2 separate regions of the Homo sapiens genome follow, and region 2 is linked to region 1. Evidence: read pairs that join two places in POLR2A ChIA-PET (ENCODE). Cell type or tissue: CD4-positive, alpha-beta T cell. All regions are shown on one strand. Links, peaks and the distances in the headings refer to the core of each region. The heading gives the core; the rest is flanking DNA. Region 1 overlaps LINC02818 (long intergenic non-protein coding RNA 2818). Region 2 overlaps LOC105371635 (a long non-coding RNA gene).

The links. ChIA-PET counts read pairs that join two places held together with the same protein. Peaks named below come from ENCODE experiments on the same cell type or tissue, not always from the same donor. Only the 100,000 strongest peaks of a DNase experiment are listed, where the experiment ranks them.
Region 2: POLR2A ChIA-PET joins it to region 1 with 5 read pairs; 4 of 35 experiments call an interaction of 5 or more read pairs at or near these places.

The regions. Positions count from the first base shown.
Region 1 is chr1:179,829,874-179,835,251 of GRCh38, reverse strand. The region is part of intron 1 of LINC02818 (long intergenic non-protein coding RNA 2818); the gene reads left to right. Among named protein-coding and RNA genes, the nearest start is that of LINC02818, 4.0 kb to the left of the region's middle. In CD4-positive, alpha-beta T cell, for the core only: no CTCF peak of the experiment used is centred there; a DNase peak (open chromatin) is centred at 3,031; H3K4me3 peaks cover 955 bases; H3K27ac peaks cover 578 bases.
Region 2 is chr1:179,706,902-179,712,279 of GRCh38, reverse strand. It overlaps LOC105371635 (a long non-coding RNA gene), which reads left to right. Exons shown (of 3, transcript XR_922329.3): 2 at 231-289. Among named protein-coding and RNA genes, the nearest start is that of FAM163A, 34 kb to the left of the region's middle. RefSeq lists an enhancer at 2,439-2,508. In CD4-positive, alpha-beta T cell, for the core only: no CTCF peak of the experiment used is centred there; a DNase peak (open chromatin) is centred at 2,249.

The sequences.
Region 1 (5,378 bases), core at 178-5,177:
TTACAGGCCTGGGGCTCTGCATCTGGACAAAGTTGACATTTTTAATACATCTTTACAAAATGTGAAGAATTCCTAATAGGACTTTTTTTTTTTTTTTAAGACTCATAGCCTAAACAAAGTTAAATACAGTTTTTAAAGACTATTCTGTTAAAAGTACCCTAAATAATCATATGAAGATGATAATTATGTCTAATTTTTTGTCTGCTTTGTATTATTTACATTTTAATATGTGGTGTTTGTTTGAAAAATAATCTAATATTTTTCTAAATATATCTCAATGTTAATGACTGCCAATTTATTTCCTTATTTTCAGGTTCATAATAATTTTTGTACATAAACTTTCTTGATCATAAATTATTGCAGCATTTTATTCTTGCAGTAATAACTGTTTATTAAATTGAATGGTAGATTTTTAATGCACACAAGGTGATTTCCACTTCAAGTTACATTATAGACTGCATTTATATATTTGAAAGTGAATATTCAAATTTAACAAATCAATGACATGCTTCATTTGAATTGCTATAACTGTTCAAACATAGTTGATTGAGAATCCATCTTTTCCTCACTGATTTGAAATGCCACTTTGTCACATACTGGATTCTCATATGTATTTGTGCTTATTTTCTGAATGTTCTATGCTGATCCATTGACCTGGCTGATTAGGCATAAGTACCACACAGTTTTAATTATTGTGGCTTTAATATCTGGTGGTGGCTCATTTTTTTTTTCTGAATTTTTCTAGCATTATTACTTATTCTTTCAAATGAACTTTAAAATCACCTTGTCTAAAAAGTAAATATTTTTCATAGGATTGCATTAATTTTTCTAGTGATCTGGTGGGAAATTGGCATCTTCATGACATTAAGTCTGCATATCCAAGAAGCAAGCAAACTCTGTTCTGGGTAGCTTTGTTTTTATGATTTTACTATGGCTGGAAGCAGCTAGAAAGTGTTGTGTCTCAAATCTAAAAACCCACATCTGGTGAAGTTCTAAGTTTGTTTAAAATACCAATTCTTTTTCATAGTCAAATATGAAAGATGAGAATGGATTATCTCTGCTTCCCCTATTCCCTCCAGCACTGTGAGATTTCCTTCCATTTTCTGGAAACAAGGAATCTTTATTCATCTTTGGAACGACTCAATTCACTGAGGACCCTCGCGGAGATAAACAGTGCCTGAGTTGCTTCCTAACTGCCATGGTTTTCTGTGAAAGGAAACCCCTCTCTACTGGATTATCTTACAAATGATGTTGAATAATAGAAGATCTGTGAAAATATTTATTCCTAGAATGAGAATATAAACACCCTCATACCAAAGCCACTGGTGGTCCTTAGTTCTTCTCCAAGTATTCCTAATTCTGTAATCCTTTTGTCTCCCGACTTTTTTGCTTTCTGTAATCTTGGGTATGAGGCTACACATTCAATTTGCAAATATTTACCGAATACCCACATGTGCCAACAACTGAGTTGAACATCAGCTATCCTAATGACATACGGAGAAAAAAGCCCCTCGTATGGTTTGGGTGAATATTTCCTTCCACCCCAAGGTTTGTAACCTTTGAATAGGATCCTCCCTCTTTTATCTATGGGAAATAGGACTAAGAATATATAGTTTGGGAGGATGTCCTTTTTTGCTGACAATAGGGTATCCATAAGCAATATGCTGTTCAAAGTCTCCAAGTGGATCAACATTTTGAGACTTTGTAGCAGCATGCTTCGAAGAGGATACAGGAGGAGAAACCAGCCCTGCATTAGAAATAATTAATCCACTAGGCCCTATGGGTCATTATCTGCTACTCATTGCAGCAGATAATGATATTCCCAGCTGTGATTTGGGCTGGTTGTCCCCTGACAAATTTTCATGCACAGAACCCAGGTCAAAACCCAGGTAGAAAGAAAATGCAAACATGCCTCTCATCTGAGGGGGTGACCCTTTCAGGCCCAATGGGGATGCAGCAGCTGTTTTGCAGAAGGGTCTTGAAGAGATGAAGAGCTGTAGTCTGATGGGGAGTAAAAACTGGGTGAAGACCATGAGCAGGGTTTTTCTTTTTTCTTTCTTTCTTTTTTTAGACAGAGTCTAGCTCCGTCACCTGGGCTGGAGTGCAGTGGGACGAACACAGTTCACTGCAGCTTCGACCTCCCAGGCTCAAGCAATCCTCCCCCCTCAGTCTCTGGAATAGCTGGAACCACAGGCATGCACCACCGTGCCTGGCTAATTTTAAATTTTTTTTGGCCTGGCGTGGTGGCTCACGCCTGTAATCCCAGTACTTTGGGAGGCCAAGGCAGGTGGATTGCCTGAGGTCAAGAGTTCAAGACCAGCCTGGCCAACATACTGAAACCCCGTCTTTACTAAAAATACAAAAAATTAGCTAGGGGTGGTCGTGGGCGCCTGTAATGCAAGCTACTCAGGAGGCTGAAGCAGGATAATCACTTGAACTCAGGAGGCGGAGGTTGCAGTGACCCAAGATTGCACCATTGCACTCCAGCCTGGGCAACAAGAGCGAAACTGTCTCCAAAAAAAAAAAAAAAAATTTTTTTTTTTTTTGTAGAGATGCGGTTTCACTACTTTGCTCAGGCTGGAGTGGCTATTTTTCAGACAGCATTTAGTCCCCATCATTTTGCCTTACCTTACTTCCTGGTGGGCAGCATTGCATGTAAGTTTTTGTCACACAAAACACTAAATAAAGACTAGAGAGATGGCTTGTTCTGGTGCATAGACAACCTTTTGCAGAGGAAGGATGAGAACCTGTAGATTTACGTAGTTGTTTTGATTAACTCTCCATCCACCAGTCCCAGCTGGTAGCATCAATGAGCAGGAATTTTCACAGTCATCTGGAGAAAACACACCATATTAAAAAGCAAACCAATTTGTTTTATGGGGGAAGGGGTTCACAGATGCATTTGGGAAAAATTAGCAAATGGTCCCTTGCTTACCATCTTCACTCTTTTCTTTTTCATCCCGAACATCAAAGTCGTTCAGTGGTTTTGAGATCACATGTTCCACTTAATGTTTAAAGCAGGTGCCAATAGGAGGAGTAGAAACATCCCTGTGAGGAAAACCACAACTATGCCTTGTTATTTGAAATTTGCTCTAGTTTCACATTCTTAAAATGTTAAAAACTGGAGTGAGAACTGGCTTGTTTGCTGAGGTGATGCTGAAGCATGACGGTGGCCCAGTGAGCTGTGGCTATCTGGGAGGTGAAGGTAGTTTTGTTGAGTGGTGCCTGCTGGGTTTGATTCACTACGACGGCCACCTGCAGCTGCCCCGCCAAGGGGTGCCAGATTCCACCTTCTCCTCATCCTCAACACTGCCTTGGGCTGGCTGTGATCTGGCCTCATGGCTGCAACCACGACAGTGCTGTGACAGGGCTTTGGCTCTGTTAGCCATGTGGGGTACAGATCCAAGTGCCCCTGTGGCCAAAGCCTGCTACATTTATCCAGCTCCTGTAAACACACTTTCTTGTAGAATCACAAAGATGTAGGAAGTCCTGCATCTTCCATCTGCTTCTTTCCCATCCTGTAGCCACTCCTGGGTCTCCTGTTTTAGTCCCTGTGTGGTTCCAGTGTCTAAGAAATGAACGCATGGGAGTTATAACCCCTTTTTAAGTATCTTCTGCCTACGTATCTTGCGTAGCTCAGTCTTTTTCTTCCCTTTTACAACGAGGTAGCAGGTGCTTGAGTTTCTGAGAGGAATGAGAAGGGCAAATGCAAACCCCTTCCCTTGAGCCTTTGCAGCTGGTTGACTCAATAATAGTTGCTGAGTGCCCATGGGTCAGGCTCTTCCAGGGCTGGCTTTGCTCTGTAATGAACACCTTGCACTCCAGGATTGTTTGATTATCCTTCAAAACTGGACACACCCTTTCCTGTCAGATGGTTTCTGTGGTCATGCATTGAGGTGGAGGTGGATGTGATGACCTCTGACGGTCCTTCTAGCCCTAGAACTCTGTAATTCTAATGGTCAGGAGCATATCTTAGCATCTGTCTTCTTTCTCCTCTTATTGCTTTCATTTACCACATTATTTCTGTCTACCTTCTCAAGACTGTAGCCTTTCACCTAGCACATCCTCTGTATATCTGCATCCATCTCTGGTTGAATTTCAGTTTGTAACCACCAGACCAGTCTTATCTGGCCCTACTCTGTGGATAACAGAACGGCCAGTTATTTTGCAGACACAGAGCTAAGAAGTTGCAACTTACGCAGCCAGGGCATGCACAGAAAAGAAAACTTCGACCTCAAATGACACTGGGAACTAAAGTCTTTTCCCCAACCATGGAACTAAACGTTTGGGACTTATGTGGAACCTGAACACTGGAACATTTTCAAAAGTGGGGGGTCAGTTGTCTAGGAATTTCTGGTGATAAGACCCCTCCCCATGCCTTACCAAAAGTCGTCTCATTTGAAGTCCTTCCAATCAAATCCTGCCCTGCCAGCACTTTCACATACCAACCAGTCCTTCCTAACCCATAAAACTTGCCCCAAAACCCAGATATGGGAGGCAGATTTGAGTTTTGCCTGCTGTCCCCTTAGCAGTTGACCTCAGAACAAAGCCTTTCTTTTCTTTTCTTTTTTTTTTCTGAGATGGAGTCTCACTCTGTCGCCCACGCTGTAGTGCAGTGGTGTGCTTTCGGCTCACTGCAACCTCCACTTCCCGAGTTCAAGTGATTCTCCTGCCTTAGCCTCCTGAGTAGCTGGGATTACAGGCACCTGCCACCACGCCCAGCTAATTTTTTGTATTTTTAGTAGAGACGGAGTTTCACTATGTTGGCCAGTCTGGTCTTGAACTCCTGACCTCGTGATCCACCCACCTTGGCCTCCCAAAGTGCTGGGAATACAGGCATGAGCCACCGTGCCCGGCCAGCCTTTCTTTTCTCAAAGCCCAAAGCCATAGTATTGGCTTCTCTGTGTGTCGGGCAGTAAGCCCATTGCTTGGTAGCAAGTCTGTCTTCACTGTCTAAAAAATGCTTTGATCAATAGCTCCCTGCCCCTCCTCTAGTGATCTAGACCCATCCGTAGTAATTTCACTCTTTTCCCGAGGACAAAGTCTGGTGGGAAAGAAACACTGAGGCTAACATCAGCTTCCTAAAGTCATGATTCCACATTTGGCAGGCAGATGGACCCACCAGTCTCTGATTATGGCCAGTCTTTGAACACCTGACTCCACTTTCTACCTGCAGTCTCCACTGTAGCTTATTTTAGTCTCAAGCAAGTAAATACCTGGGAAGGTTTAGTAGCTCACCTGTGAAAATACATGTTAATTTTCCACCCTGGAATTTAATAAGCTCCTTGAGGGCAGGGGTGGCATTTTCATTTTTATTTCTCTAACACCTGACACAAACGTTTGGTGTCTAGTTTAGGTCCTCAATAAATGTTAGTTGA
Region 2 (5,378 bases), core at 250-5,249, 120 kb after region 1:
GGAAATACCTTCCATACACTAAAACTAGAGACAGGTATATGACCTTTAAAATCCAGCACAGGTTTTTTTTGAGAAATCTTCCTCCAATATACCCTTCTCTCCAACCCTAGAGTGAGTGAAGTGTTCTGTGCTCCCAATGTTCCCTGTACGTGCTCCATAATGGCACTTATCACAGCCTGTCGTAGTTGCTTATTTTAAGTTTCTTCTGCCCTGTCCCACCAAACTGTGAGATCCCTGAAGACAGGAACAGTCTTTCATCTTCAGCATCGAGCCTGATGCCTGGCACACGGTAAGTCCTCAACAAGTATTTGTTAATTAAATGAAGAAGTTGAGCTTTAGCCATCCAGAATCAATTGTCTAGATGTCTGTTCACATTTGGTTCTAGTGTCTCTTCTTACAGCCTCTTCATAAGTTTAAAATGGATCCTTTAAATTTGTGAGGAGCTAGAGACTTATCTTGGAAGAACTCTAACAACCATCTTTCATTTTATATGTGATTAAATTATACATTGTTAAAGTGATGAAATTTAACATCTTTTCATAGTTTAAAAATGCTATGTCCTATTGACATATATGAGGAGTTAGAAATGAGGGACCTACTGACTGGTATTTGTCTGGAAAAGGGAGGATTAAGAAGTGCAGTTGTCTCATTTACTAGAAGGGTCAATGTAATGTTTTGTCCTTGGCAAAAATCTCAAGATTTTAGTTAATTCTCATATTACTTTGAGAAATAGAATAGAATCTAAGAAGGTTCTATTTGGTTCTGGTCATTCAGAGCCTCATTTTCTTATTTATTGCCTCTCCAAAAGGCAAGCACTCCAGGAAGTTATCTAAACTATTATAGTCACTAGTTTATTCCTTTTCAATTGGTTTTGTCACATTCCCTTGCTAGATAGCAATATTTTTTGGGTATTTGTTTTGTTTTTTGAGATGGAGTCTCACTCGCTTACAGCTGGGATAATAATGTTTACTGCACTGCACTCCAGGCTGGAGTGCAGTGGCGTGATCTCAGCTCACTGCAACCTCCGCCTCCTGAGTTCAAGTGGTTCTCCTGCCTCAGCCTCCTGAGTAGCTGGGACTACAGGCACACGCCACGACACCCAGCTAATTTTTGTGTTTTTTAGTAGAGACACAGTTTCACCATAATGGCTAGGCTGGTTTCGAACTCCCGACCTCGTGATCCGCCTGCCTTAGCCTCCCAAAGTGCTGGGAAGACTGAGGAATAATTTCAGACTCTAAAATGTGGAATGGGTCAGTGTCACCTAGCAAGGTCCTTGGGTGGGTTGTGATAGGGGAGGGCAGGGCAGGGGGACTTTGTGGCCACTCATGGGGCAGAACCAAATAATGGTCAGAGGGAAAAGAGCTGAAAATGAAAATTGGAGAATGTTGAGGATCAGTATGGCTCACTTCCCAGTTTTGCCAGGCCAGCTCTGCCTGACGAGATCTGCCAGGTCTATCTATGATTTTCCTCTAGAATGTTGGGTGTCATCCAAGGTGTCCTGAGTTCTAGCATCTGGTCATTTTTTACAAGAAGAAAGAACAAGCTCTTGCTGTGGGCATTTAGTTAATGCCAGGGCCGACTTTTTACCCCTCTATGCCTGGTCACAGTTGCACTAGGGAGCTACCCTCTTTAGTAAAGGATGAGCTCTTTTAGTCAATTTAATACCCTGGAGACAGGAGGTGACACAGCCTGTGTCAAACAGGCCCCCAGTAAATTTTCATTGAATTAGAAAATGACAGCTCTGTAATTTGGTGACTAGGGACATGCTGGAGGCCCACCTGGAATGAAAGGGGAAAGGGAGAAGAGAAAAGGGCATTGCAAACCATGCTCCCCTCAAGATACTTCTTTCTCCATTTTCTATTGTGTGTGTTTTAGCCATGTTAATACTACACCTCTGTAACCTGCCCTAGACTTTTCCAGCTAGCAATTGCATATTAAGATGGTATTAGGCTGGTGCAAAAGTAATTGAGGTTTTTGTCATTGAAAGTAATAGCAAAAACCGCAATTACTTTTGCACCAACATAATAATATCTTTAATCAGTAATTCCAGACCCTAATAGTGCAGAAATAAGGTGGGTCAAAAATTTACACAAGGCTGTTGAGTAAACATTATTATCCCAGCTGTAATGATTTTTTTTTTTCTCCTGGGACTTTCCAGGGGAAATGATTTTCAGCAGCAAATCTGCTTCTCTGCTCCACCTTCCTGTTGGCGTCAATGGAGACTGACGCCAACAAGCTTCCTGCGCTTTAATTCATCTCTGCTGAGCTACTGCATTGGGGTCATAGAGAGGTTACAGCAGATGTTCTTCTCACTGCTCCTGCTTAACATTCACTTTGGTTTTCTCTTGGGGGTTACCAAAGTAGGAAATAACCTGGGGGGAGATGATAGGATATAAGGGCTTGTGGCCCTTGCGGTGATTCTGGGCAGTCAGGCCCAATTCTTTTTCATTTTATCAATCAGGCAAGAACCTCAAGCTCATTGCCTGGTCCTCCTAGGTAGCATTATCTTGTTTATCCTTGTATTCTTGGAGGTCAGCACAGGAACTGGCACATAGAAAATACACACTTTTTTGTTGTTAAATAGAGGGCAATACTGAGGGTGTGGGGAATGTGGCAATTGCCTGGGCAGAGAGCTGTGGACAGTTCTGTGCCTTGAACCAGACTGTCCCACAACAAAAGGACCACTCCAGCTGAGGTGTGAGCACATTCTCCACCTCTGCCCGTAATCTCCTCTCCAGGCTGTGCACTCTCAGTTTGTTCAGATATTTATCGTAAGTTGAAACAGAGGGAATATATAATGCAATGGAAAGGAGCAAAAGCCTTTGAAATCATTCATTCACAATAAACAAACAATTATTGTGTACAGAGGTGCTATTGTTCTAGCCTCTTGGGATATGATAATGCACGAAATGGACAAAAATACCTGCCCGGTGGAGTTTAGATTCTGGTTGGTGGAGACCTACAGTTCACAATAAAAAGAATGAGTCATGTTAGAAGTCAGGTGCTATGGAAAAAAGTGGAGCAGGATTAGGGGCATTGGGAGCACAGCGTTGAGAAGTCATTTTAGAAATTACCTCTTTGAGAAGACGCAGATGCTGGAGGAAGAACAGCCAAGGCAAGAGCCCAAAGTGAGGAGCTATGCACTGGAAGAAAGTGAGGAGGCCAGTGTGGGGGAGTGCAGTGAATAAGGGGGAGATCATGGGAGATGAGGTCAAGGAGGTAACGGGGGGCATATGTAGAGCTGGTGGATATGCCTGGCAGATTTAGCAGATAAAAATTTGCAATCTCAGCTAAATTTGAATTTCAGATAATAATTTTAAAAATACAGATATGCCTCAAATATTGCATGAAACCATACTTAAACTAGAAAGTTATTAGCTGTTTACCTGAAATCCGTATTTAACTGGGCATCCTGCATTGTCTTTGGCAACACCGCTGTGGACCATTGTAAGGACTCTGAGTAAGACTGGGAGCCCTCAGGGGGCCTTGGGCAGAGGAGGGATGCCAGCTGCCTTGGAGCTTGAAAGGGCCCCTCTGGCTGCTTTGTGGAGAGCAGAGTGAGAGAGCACTGTGGACAGCAGGGAAGCCAGACAAGGCTGCGAAGTGGTCCAGGCTCAGTACAGTAACTCTGACCTGGTGGTGGAGGTAGGGTTGGTGAGAAGCCGGCAGATTCCAGACACATTTTGGAAGCATAGCCAACAGGATTTCCTATAGATGTAGATGGTAGTTAAAGCCAGGAGACTGGGGGAATTCCCAAGAGAATGAGGCCTGGTGCCCTGCAGCATTAAGAGGCCAGGAAAAAGAGGAGGAGGCACAAAAGATGCTAAGGCTTTGACCAATGAGTACGAGGAAACCCTAGAGAATGAGATGTGCTGGGAGGACAGAAAGTGTCAGGGAGGAGGATTGTCAAGTGTATCAAATGCTACTGATAAGTCAGATGGGATGACTGAGGGCTGACTAGTGGATTCAGCATGGAGTTGCTGGAGACCTTGACAGGAGCAGTTTTGGTGGAGTGGTGTAGGTGGAACTGGAATTGGTTTAATAGGTAATCGGAGAAGTATAAGAAGATAATATGGGCAACTCTTTGGCGAAATCTGACTTATTTAAGGTCCTACCACTTACTAGCGTGATTCTTGGTAAATAATTTTCTGATCCTCAAGTTTTTCCTCTTGTAAAAAAAAGAATAGTAACAAGGATGCTGTAAATATTAAATATGTAAAAGTTTTGGCATATAATGAGCATTTAGTAATTGGATATTAAGATTATTGTAATACAATATTAATTTCTGACATGATGTTGGCAAAATGCATTTCTGTGCCTTGATTTCCTTATCTGTAAAATGGGAGTAATAACACCACCTACCCCATGGTGCTGTTGCAAGGATTACATGATGTAATCTATATAAAAGCACACAGAATAAACAGCTTGTGGCACATATGAACTCCATAAAACTCTTATTATCCGATCAGTTCTCTTGTGAATGCTGGTCTATCTTCTTTGTAAACGTTTTGCTTCCTAGAAGCCAACAGAGGTGTAGAACTTATCAAACTACTCCCTTGTCTTATATACTATCCTTGTGTTAATGTGATTTAAACTTTAGTTGGCAGCAGCCTCTGCTGTTTTGCAATTTGTAAAGTCCTCTGTAAGTGATGGTTATTAGAGCTGACTCCTGATGTGAGTTAAAACCAGGCTCTGACCACAGAATTTGCTTGTCTTCATTTGAGAGTGAAGTCACAAGGGTTAATCAGTTTTCCATCTCACCGAGAATCTGGTGAGCAAATAGTCATATTACAGGATGCAGAATTCCTACAGGCATTCTTGTTTTTGTTTTTTGAGATGGAGTTTCACTCTTGTTGCCCATGCTGGAGTGCAATGGCGCGATCTCGGCTCACCACAACCTCTGCCTCCCAGGTTGAAGTGGTTCTCCTGCCTCAGCCTCCCGAGTACCTGGGATTACAGGCATGCACCTCCACACCTGGCTAATTTTGTATTTTTAGTAGAGATGGGGTTTCTCCAGGTTGGTCAGGCTGGTCTTGAACTCCCAACCTCAGGTGATCTGCCCACCTCGGCCTCCCAAAATGCTGGGATTACAGGCATGAGCCACTGCGCCCGGCCTCCTGCAGGCATTCTTAATCATTTTTGAGAATCTGAGCAAGCCAAGAACCTTCCCCCAGAAAGGCAGACAAACACAAAACTTAATGCCCTGGAATTAAAAAAATCATTTTAAAGACTAAAAAATGTGCCAAAATTGTAAAAATTTTCTATTTTTTCCTATAGCAGTAATTTATAAAGGAGGTGAAAACACATCTGCATGGAAAGGCCAAAATAAAGATGGCAAAGTGATTTTTTTTTCTTAAAACTTTTTCAATGCAGCAAGA